Linked DNA regions of Homo sapiens: region 1 is linked to region 2. The links are chromatin loops, found by intact Hi-C in ENCODE. Cell type or tissue: HCT116. All regions are shown on one strand. Each heading gives the region's core, and the rest is flanking DNA. Links, peaks and the distances in the headings are about the cores only. Region 1 overlaps SYT7 (synaptotagmin 7). Region 2 has its middle 47 kb from the start of SYT7.

What was found. A loop is a pair of places that touch in the nucleus more often than their neighbours do. Peaks named below come from ENCODE experiments on the same cell type or tissue, not always from the same donor. Only the 100,000 strongest peaks of a DNase experiment are listed, where the experiment ranks them.
Region 1: a loop joins it to region 2, with 5 times the contacts of the local background. A loop is called at or near these places in 34 of 110 quality-filtered maps.

What each region holds. Positions count from the first base shown.
Region 1 is chr11:61,530,007-61,535,243 of GRCh38, forward strand. It overlaps SYT7 (synaptotagmin 7), which reads right to left. Exons shown (of 13, transcript NM_001365809.2): 8 at 2,983-3,118. Among named protein-coding and RNA genes, the nearest start is that of LRRC10B, 24 kb to the left of the region's middle. RefSeq lists enhancers at 1-456, 3,936-4,875, 4,876-5,237. In HCT116, for the core only: a CTCF peak has its summit at 2,340; no DNase peak of the experiment used is centred there.
Region 2 is chr11:61,625,579-61,631,056 of GRCh38, forward strand. It overlaps the pseudogene RPLP0P2. Among named protein-coding and RNA genes, the nearest start is that of SYT7, 47 kb to the left of the region's middle. RefSeq lists enhancers at 586-1,148, 1,149-1,709, 3,065-4,046 and a silencer at 2,579-2,873. In HCT116, for the core only: a CTCF peak has its summit at 2,744 (motif pointing left); DNase peaks (open chromatin) are centred at 1,330 and 2,723; H3K4me3 peaks cover 763 bases; H3K27ac peaks cover 1,932 bases.

The DNA.
Region 1 (5,237 bases), core at 238-5,237, 96 kb before region 2:
CTTGTCCTCACTGACCTCTTACAACATCCCAATGAGGCAAGCACTCCCGCTGGAACACGTGGAACACAGCTGGAACAGTTTCCCGGTGTTCCAACTGTGGCTGCGAGCACAGACAGGTTAGGTCACTTGCCTCAAGTCACCTGCGATTGAATGGCCAGTGGGAATGGAACCCAGTTTATCGGCCAGGAATCCTGAGTGCCCTTCCACCTGCGCCTTGCTCTTGCCCTCAGATCTACAGTCTGAGGCTTTACCCCGGTCCTGCCTAGTTGGGGGCACCGAGCTGCCTTACAGCAGAAGATGTTCCCTCCAGCCCCCACCCCTTGGCCGATCCAGACAAACCTGCAAGCGCCACCGCAGGCCCATTGAGAATGTGGCTTTCCTGCCCACAGCCTGCTTTTTCCCGACGCTCTTTTCCCTGCTCATGCCAGCCCCACACCCTTTGACCCTGTTTTTACATCTGCAGAGTGGGGACCATGAGACCTACTTTGCGGGGTCCTGGGAGAGCTAGAAGGGGTTCCTTCTAGAGTTCTGCCCCGCGACCTGACCCACTGGCAGAGGGATCGAGCACCTGGGGCATAGCATGGGTAGACAGTGCCAGCAAAGATCACTCGCCCTCCCCCTTGCTTCTGAAGTTGGGGTGGAGTTGCTGGTGACTGAAGCCCAGCTGGCCTCAGCCCCACCTGAGGTCCCTCTGGTCCCTTGGCTCCTGGCTGCCAAACAGTGTGGTCTTGGGAAGGCCTGGGCTGGCCAGGTAGGTTTCACCTGGGAAAGGGGTGGCAGCTCTATGCCCACTCCCAGCCTTCTTAAGCCACAACCCTGAGCCCTACTTACTCAGCTGGGACAGAGCCATCTCTGTGGCAGCCAGGTTGGCCACCCCATCACAGTCAGGGAAGGTGCTTCCTGAGCGCTTGCACCAGCAGAAGTCAGCCTCGAAAAGCAGCAAGCCACCCCTATACCAGGGCAGGAGGTGCCCAGAAGCAGGTGTGGCCTCGCCTCTTCTCAGACACCTCTGCCCCTCAGCTCCTTCTTTGGCCAGCTCTGGGTGCTTAACTCTTGTCTCTTGACCCCCAGATTCCACAGCCCAGGGTCCAGAGACCAGGACAGGCTGAGGTCACAGTGGGCTGATTCTGCCCTGCTTATCTTATCATGGCTGTTAACATCAACGACCTAGCATTGGCACAGAGCTGTGCAATTAGACTCTGCCCTCCCACCTCTGAGCATCCTCCCAGCACAGGAGAGGGAGATGAGGCCTGCCCTTCCTTCCGCTGGCTGCAGCTGTCGGCCCTTCCCTGGGGGCAGCAAGGGGCAGGCAAGCTGGCTGGGAAGGGGCTGTCCCTTCTGGGAACCTGGCTGCCAGGAAGCTGTAACCAATTAAGGGGCTGTGCAGGGAGGCAGGGTGGGCTGTGGCAATGGCCCATCCAGAAGAGAAGACAGCTGGGGCCAGTCTTCCTGGGGGGGGGAAGATGGAAGGAGGGCAGTGGAGGGCCAGACACACAGGGGCCTGGTGGGCAGGGAGAAGGGGAGAGGTGGGGAGGCCCAAGGTGACCAGATCTAGGATGTGGAAAATCTGATGCTCTAATGTGGATTCAAGAAAACCACAGGATAGACCGGGCGCAGTGGCTCATGCCTGTAATCACAGCACTTTGGGAGGCCGAGGCAGGTGGATCACTTGAGGCTAAGAGTTTGAGACTGGCCTGGCCAACATGGTGAAACCCCGTCTCTACTAAAAATAGAAAAATTAGCCGGGCGTGGTGGTGTACTACTGTAATCCCAGCTACTCGGGAGGCTGAGGGAGGAGAATCACTTGAGCTCGGGAGGCAGATGTTGCAGTGAGTTGAGATTGTGCCACTGCACTCCAGCCTGGGGGACAGAGTGATTCTGTCTCAAAAAAAAAAAAAAAAAAAAAAAAGCAGGCTCTTAGGCCCCACCGAAGGCCCATTGACCAGGAATCTGCATTTTACCAAGGTTCCCGGCTGATTCCTGTGCACGTAGCAATTTGAGAAACGCCAGGCTAGAAGGGGCAGTGGGGATGGATGGTTAGAGCTGGCTGGAACCCTACATGGCAGAAGGGTGGGGGCTCTGGTGCCAGGGCAGTAGGGGAGGGCTGGGAGCTCCCAAGCCTACTTCTTTCTCTCTACAGAAGGGAGGGGTTGAATCCAAGGAGATGAAGTGTCCCAGGTCAAGTCCAGTAGGAACAGAGCAGGTGCTGGGTTCCCAGCCTCATCGCCTCTTCAAGCCTTCCTGAGACTTCTGAGCTAATCCCCAGTTTTCTCCCTCCAGGGCCTCTTTGGAAAGTACAGGTGGGGCAAGTGGCTGTGACTCACTGCTGCCCCCCTGGGGGCACCATGGGAACCACAACCTCTGTCTGGGCCAAACAACCTAGAACTAGGATCCCACAGGGTTGGTGGCATCTGGTGGGGCGTGGGTGTGGACAGGAGCCCCCATCACAGCTGTCCCCTCAGAGGAGCCGGGACCAGTGGATTCCTGCTCTCCTGTTCTCAGGGGCCACCAGCCATGGGAATGGGGCAGGTCACTGGGCTAGGCATTCTACCCCAGACCTCCAATTAAGGGGACATCACTCTCAGGAGGGGACATCTTCTGCCCTGAGTCCTCTGCCCACCAGCCTTTCCCTCTAGGATCCTGAAAGTATCTTGCATGAGTGGGTTTTCTTTGGCCCCTTCTCAATCCACAAAGGGATCCAAGCAGGATGGGTATTCTTATTTTCACTTGTCAAAGGAAGAAACTGAGACATGGAGAAGATATTTTGGTGAAAGAGCTGGGAAGCAAACCCAGGCCTTGGACGCTCAGTCACCAAGCGCCGAGTGGCCACCATGCTGGGCCTGGCTCTCCAGGCTGCTTCTGACCCAGTTCCCTGCCTGGCCACTCCCATGCTGTTAATCATTCCCACACACATCCCTCTTCTTCCTGCCCCTGGCCTCCCAGCCCAGTTCCTTGGAGCAGCGCAGGCTCCCTCATTCTCACCATGAGCATCTCGCTGGTGAGGGAGTTGACGAGGTCTGAGACGGAGGAACGTGGCTCGGTCCGGCGGTCGGACTCATCGTGGGGTGTCTGGCCTGGCACGGGGGCTGTGTTCACCGCCTTCCCTCCTGCAGGCAACCTGAGGGCAGGGGAGTCCAAATGAGATTGGGCTGGGAAGTGAGCTGCGTTGGGCACCCCGGCCTGGGGGGTGGCAGGACCTTCTCTGAAGACCCCAGCAGCTGCCATGCCCGGCGGGCCGGCAGGAGCGGTACTCCAGTCCACGTGGACACCTGGTTTTCCCTGGAGACCCATGCCCGGGGCCCATTCTCCTTGCAGCCTCTACCCCAGGCGACTGTGGCTTAACTACTCCTATAGGGGATATTTTGGGGGGTGTCCCCATTCTTCCTGTTCCCCAGAAACCCCCCACCCTCCAGTCATTGGCTTGCATAGTCGGTCTCTGAGGTGGCCACTGCCCCCAGTCCTCAGAGGCTTGTTCTATCCCATCCGCCCCCAGCCTGGAAGGGGGAGGCTCCACCGTGGTGTGGTGTGTCCAGGTGCCTCTCCGCGTCATTACCCTCTGCAAACACGCCCAGAATGTCTGTTTCCCAGATGCCCCACCTGTGTTTGCTTGGGCTCATCAAGAGTTCTCTTCCCACCCTCCAGACGTGAGACTGACCAGGTGAGGTCAGGACAACTCTCCACAGTGACAGAGTGTTCTGTATTTGTGCTGTCCAGTGGAGCAGCCACATGCCACACGTGTGCACTTGAGCATTTGCAATGTGGCCAGTGTGGCTGAGAGCTGAAATTTTAATTTTGTTGAATGTAAGCTCATTTAGTTTAATGGCCCCATATTGGATAGGGTGAGCCTACACCCCCTTGCTCCTCAGTTCCCATCCTTCTCCCACTTGCTGAAGACTGTGCATTTGGTAAGGCTCTCACCCAGGGTCACAGAAAGACGGGCACCACCGAGAAGCCCTGTCTGTACCTGACTCCATGCCGTTCCCAGGATGCTGGGTTCTTTGACCCAATGGCTGGGTGGTGAGCCCAGGCTCCGTTCAGCTGGGGGTCAGGAAGGGGGCACTAAAAGCCTGCCCAGGGACCAGGATGGAATGTCCCATGAGGAGGAAGAGAGGTAGGGGTAGGTAGGGAGGAGGAGACGGGGGACCAGTAGCATGAGGCTCAGGACAGGCTAAAATAGAACAGCTTTGAGAGCACACAGCCACAAACTGGGAGCCACACGCTGAGGGTGGACATGAGCCATGGCCCTCTGGTAGAGACCAGCCTCCAGCACACAGGTGACCACGACAGGCACAGACAGACATGCATGGAATATGCCAGGCCCTGGAGGGGAGACATCAGGATCCCAAAGCAGGGTGCACGTGCGCACACACACACGCACATGCATGCACACACATGTACACACGCACGCACACATGCGCATACACACACGCACACGCACGCACACACGCACGTGCGTGCATATGTACACACACACATGCACATGAGCCCCACAGACATCCAGAGGGGCAGGGAGAGGATGGCAGAGGCCACAGTCAGGCCAACCACAGCAGCAGTGACGACACACATACAGCGATGGCACGCAGGGATCCCGAGAGGAGATGCACTGGGGAGACCCAGGCATGCCACGTGTGCACGTGAAGGGAGACAAACTGAAACGGAAAGGGCAGGGAGTGGTTTCAGGGCCCAACATCCTGATTATCAGAAGCACGATACACCTGCTGTGACAACCTGGCCCTGCCTCTACAACACGGAAACGCCCACTCCACCCAGCGACACGCGGGCGCCCCTCCCAGAGGGCCATGGCACACATGGACATGTGGACACGCACGCACCACATACACACACACACACACACGAGAGGACACGTGCTCACACGGGCAGGCAGGGGGAAGGAAAGGAGCCCGAAACAGCTGGAGAGGTAAAGTCAGGTTAGAAACAGAGTGGAAGAGCAGGGAGAGTGTGAGATTGACTGCTGAAGATATGAGAACGTTAGAGTTATTTGGCCACGCTGCAGCGTCGGCACAGCTGCCAAGCAGCCTGGGAAAGATAGTCAGCGCCACTGAAGCTGTCGGAGGTCACAGGACAGAGAGACAGAGGTGAGAGGCACAGAGAGAGGCAGAGGGAGAGGCCGAGGGGCCCATCACCGGCCCAGGGCAGCCCTGTGAGGAGCAGATGGGAGAAAGGAGACAGAAGGAGAGAGAGGCCAAGAAAGTTAGTCAGAGACGGGCGAAGGCTGC
Region 2 (5,478 bases), core at 299-5,298:
TTGGAGGTTCTGGTCCAGGGCTGGTGTGGCAGCTCCACAAACATCAGAAACCCAGATCACTTCCTTCTTGTGGCTTGGTCATCCTTAACATGGGGCTTCTACCTCATGATCCAAGATAGCTGCTCCTGCTCGAGCAATCACATGCATATTCCTTTCCAGCAGAAAGGGAGAAGAGGTAACAGGGTGCAACCTGCTGCCTCTGAGTGGCACTTCTTCTTACAACTTATACACATGGCCATACCTGGCTGTAAGGGAGGCTGGGAAATGTAGCTTGTATTTCAGGGGGTTGTTTGCCCAGCAAAAATCAGGGGTTCCGTGGCAAAGAAGACAGAACAGATGTTGGGGAATAGTTATAGTCTCTGGCACACCATGGTATTCCTCCATTCCACGGGGAAAGATGGCCATGTACTTTCTGGTACTCTGCTCCAGGTGACCTTGTTCTTGTATGTTACATGTTCTTGTGTGTTACTCTTTTTTTTTTTGAGATGGGATCTTGCTCTGTTGCCCAGGCTGGAGTTCAGTGGCACAATCTCAGCTCACTGCAACCTCCGCCTCCCAGGTTCAAGCGATTCTTTTGCCTCAGCCTCCCGAGTAGCTGGGATTAGAGGTGTGCACCACCACGCCCAGCTAATTTTTGTATTTTTAGTAAAGACAGGGTTTCACCATGTTAGCCAGGCTGGTCTCGAACCCCTGACCTCAAGTGACCACCTGCCTCAACCTCCCCAAGTGCTGGGATTATAAGGCGTGAGCCATTGCACCCGGCCTTGTGTGTTACTCTTTTTTTTTTTTATTATACTTTAAGTTTTAGGGTACATGTGCACATTGTGCAGGTTAGTTACATATGTATACATGTGCCATGCTGGTGCGCTGCACCCACTAACTCGTCATCTAGCATTAGGTATATCTCCCGATGCTATCCCTCCCCCCTCCCCCCATTGTGTGTTACTCTTAACTCCTCACCACAAAACCAGAACGGCCCTGAGACCAAGACTCAGGTCTCCAGAACAAAGCCCTTAGCCTGACATTCAGGGCCCTTGGCCACTGGGTCTCAGGAACTGCCGCAGTCCCTTGCAGCCTGTGTCCAGCCTCTCAGAGCCACCTGCCTGCTCCATTCCTTGCTTCCCCAGACTGTTCCTTCTGCCTGAATGGCCCTCCTGGACCTCCAATGCCAGGGGCACTCCTATCCAACCTCGAAGAGATTGCTCTGTCAGTGCAGCCTTGCAGGGCCTCGCTGGGGGAGAATCAGAATTCCTTTCTCCTGCCCTCCCTTGGGCTTCCGGAGCCTTCCGTCATCCTCTATTTATAGTTCAAGTCAGGTGCCCCTGGACATGTTGCTGGGAGGGAAGGGCCTCAGCTGGGAGAGCCGGTTCTGTGACCTGCTGGGGAAGGGCTGGGATTTTCCAGGATGCCTCCTCTAGCCCTATAGTCCCCTTGGCTACCTCTGTCTACGGGGAAATGGAGCCCCCTACCTGGACAGCCTTAATCCGGTGCACCTGGTGGCTGCTTGTCTCCTTGGCTTTGCTGTGAGCCCTGGGGCCTGGGGATGGGCTTCTCTCCAGCCCTGGGCCTGCTCCTGCCTCTGCTGTGGTGAGGTGACCTGAGTAACGGGTTGGGTTAGGTGGTCTCTATGTTGGTAGGGGTCTCAGTAGGGTCAGGCTTGCTCTAGGAGAGAGTCACAGTTGCTAGAGTTGAGTATAGAGGGCAGGAACCAGCTGTAACTTTGCAAAGCTCTGTCCTGGGATGCTCGGCTTCCCTCCTGTTGTCCTCCACCTTCCAGAAAGCCCAGCAGGGAGAGATGAGCACTGTGTCCCCAAACTCAATGTCACTGTCACCTCCCCTCACCCAGCCCAGCCACTCCCCGTCAGCTCCAGACCAACTCGGAATACTCGGGAAGGTTGATCCTTCGACTTCCTCAAGCCATTGCTCAACATCCCCCAATCACAGCCTCCCCAACTCCCATCTCCAAAGGCCTCCTTCCTCCCCAGATCCCCGGCTGTCACCATCCTCATTCTTCTAACAAGCTGACAAACTTGAATTCTGAGCGAGCATGACCTGGGGTCTTGGGCCTGAGCCGCAGCCCTCTGCCTCCACCCCATCCCCCACTTACATGCCCACTTTCAGATACAGACACGGACCCTGATGCCAAGGACATCCACTGGCTGAATGCCTCCTCCTGCCCTTTCACGAGCTCCCATGCCTGGCCCTGACTACCTGCACGCAGCCCTGGACCCTCAAGTGACTGTAGGAACCCCCTCTACGAGACTCAGCCCTTTTGCCACCAGTGGGACTTGCAGGCCCAGCTGACCAGCACCTTCTTGCCTGCTGTGGGCCATGTGACCGACGGAATCCCACCACATCTGCCGTGAGCCTCGCCTGAATCAGGACCAAGTTTAGGTTTTCAGAATCAGACGGACGTGACTATGTGACCTGGGGCAAGTGACTAACCCTCTCTGAGCCTCTGACATTTATAGCTGACTCCAATCTGATACATGGGCTCCCCAGGGGCCTGAGGAGGGAAGGTTTGAAACCTCACTCTTCCCTCCCTTGCCCTTGGAAGGTGAGAGCAGGAGGCTCCTTCATGGAGGTGGCTAGGATGGGGAGGGAGGACCAGGAAGCTTCCTGACCTTGCCCCAGGAGCTGGCAGCCCCCAGTCCCACCTTGTCCAGAGATCACTCAGGGGAAACCACTCTGGCTGAGGGATTCAGGTGCTGGTGCCAACTAGGAGAAGCAGTCTAGGGCGCCTCCCAGTGGACACCAAGGGAACGTCTATTCTGGCTGGCCCTTGGTCCAGCCCTGTGATTTTAGCCCTTGGCATGCAGTCAGGCTCCAGTACTGACCCCAGCACCAGCAGTGGCAAATTGCACCTCATTTGAGGAATCTCAGTTTCCTCTTCCACAAAACGGAAATAATGATAACATCACCACACAAGACCACAGTGAGGCTTCCTTCGGACGACCCAGGCGACCCGCCTTCCACACTAATGTTTTCCAGGTCTAGAGAGGCCAGGGCTTGCCTGGGGACCACAGTGAGATGTGGTGAGGAGCCAGGGGTTCAGGCTCTCAGGCTCCTGGTCCACTGCTCTTTCCACTGCTGGGAGGTGCCTCAATGTAACCTTGGACTCTCCAGGCCTATTAACTCCTCCGTGTAGCTCTGGAAGTTTTCAGATGTTTTAGTGCTATTAACATGCCTGTCCCAGGAACAAGCTTACAAATGCATCCAATTAACCTTCTGCCAACAATTCTGGGACGTGATTTCTTTTCCAGCCTTTGCAGGGAGATCTCTCTTCCCATCTCCTTCCTGGAAGACAGAAGCCTTGTGCGAGCCCCTTGTGTGATGTCACCCCAGCTAGGGCCACCGGACGTTGGTCCTCAGCAGGGAGACTTTGGGTCCTCCACCAGGACCCAGGGCTGACCTGCATGGCCAGGCCCCATGGCCTGGGTAGAACCTTGTTTCTGCTCCAGGTAAGGAATTGCAGGGGTGAGGGTGTGTGGAGGAAAGGGGCCTCCACAGTGGGGAAGGGGGCTACAGAGGGAATCCCAGCCCCAGCCCCAGCCCCAGAGGACCCATTTATTTGCTCTCTAACTGTGGTGAAGGGGCCCTTTCTGAAATGCAAGCAGCTCCCGAGTTCCTCTACGGCAGTGTCGGGCTGGTGCTGGGCATTGAGCGGGGCAGGAGAGGAATTCAGCCACGCCAGGTGCTGTGGCTGTGCCGCGGGCTATTTTCACGTAGGCCGTGTGTTCCTCCGGAGGTGGCTGGCCGTGGGGCTCCTGGAATTGTGGGCTGGAGCCCTCCTGCTCCCTCTGGCTGGGTCTCTATTGCTGTAGCCCCTAGAATCACCTCTTACAGCCTTGAAAGGCCCAGGGGGACTTGACTCTGAGGCTAGGAACCCTCGGGTGGGAGGGACGTGTTCATAAACACATGCACACTGTGCCATACTAGCTTTTAGACAGACAAAGACAGAGACTGGGTGACCACATGACCTTCAGGACTCACACAACAACACACACACACACACACAAGGGTGAGGGCAAAGGAGAAGCGCCCAGGCAGGCCCTGGGGGAGGGGGGCGGAGAGCCAAGGGTATGAACTGTGAACAATTAGTGGGAGCCATAGGGCCCCTGGGGGAGCAGAGAAGGAACATGTCCCCCTTCCCGACCGGATGGCCTTGCCCAAGGCCCCCACCAAGCAGTGGGGGGTGGGGCAGGGGGTGGGGAGTGAGGACAAGGGCCTGAAGCTGGTAACCTGCCCCTGGGCGAGATGGCTCTGGGAGGCGATGGAGACGCTCACCCCCTCCCTGCTTCCCAGCTGAACTGGACTTTCACAGTCTCTCTGCTCTTTCCTCACCGCCTCTTCCCACCCTCACCTTTCCCTCTTCTCCCAGCTCACCTAGCCCCTGCCCGCACTGAGGGGGACATAGCCCCCAACACCTCCTTGGCTTTGCAGATGCTATCCCCCTTGCCTGGAATCCCCCTGCTGCCACCGCCTTTTGCCTTCACCCCACTCTCCTGACAAACACCAGCTCACTTGCAAGGCCCAGCTCAACGCCTCTTTCTCTGAGAAGGCTTCCCACCACCTCTCTCCTCCTGGCAGAATTCATCTGTGTTCCCCAGTGCTCCCGGGGCCCTTGCACAGACCTCTGCGGCTCCAAAGGCTTCCTGCTGTAATACTCTGTGCACACAGCTGAATCCCTGACTCCACTCTGCTGAGAAGGTTGTGCTTTTTTCTATTTTGTACCGAGGGCAACGGGAGGCCATGGAACAGTTTCAAAGGAGCTATGCAACAGGATTAAATTTGTGCTTTGAAAGATCACCGGGGCAGCCGCGTGGCAGACGAAGGCAGGGAGAGGACAGAGGCAGGGAGAGGACGGAGGCAGGGAGAGGGTACAGGAGGCTTCTGTCATTGTCCAGAATGGAGTCTCAGCCGTGGAGACGGAGGTGGAGGTGGGAGAGGTGGAAGGATTCCAGAGATATTTGGAGGAAAGCTTCCCCCTGGCCAGTGGTCCCCAAGCCTGGCTGTGCACCCAAATTCCCCGGGCAGATTTTAAAAAAATAGGTTTCTGGGGTCTACTCAAGATGCCCTTAAACGGGATCTCAGGGGCTAGAGCCAGAATCTGTTTTTTTGTTTTGTTTTGTTTTGTTTTGTTTTGTTTAGATGGAGTCTCACTCTGTCCCCCAGCCTGGAGTGCAGTGACGTGATCTCGGCTCACTGCAACCTCCACCTCCTGGGTTCAAGTGATTCTCCTGCCTCAGCCTCCCGAGTAGCTGGGATTACAGTTATCTGCCACTACGCCCAGCTAACTTTTTGTATTTTTTGTAGAGATGGGATTTTGCCGTGTTGGCCAGGTTTTTCTTGAACTCCTGACCTGGTGATTCACTTGCCTCAGACTCCCAAAGTGCTGGGATCACAGGTGTGAGCCACCGTGCCTGGCCCAGGATCTTTTTTTTTTTTTTTGATTATCATTACGAGGCCGGGCATGGT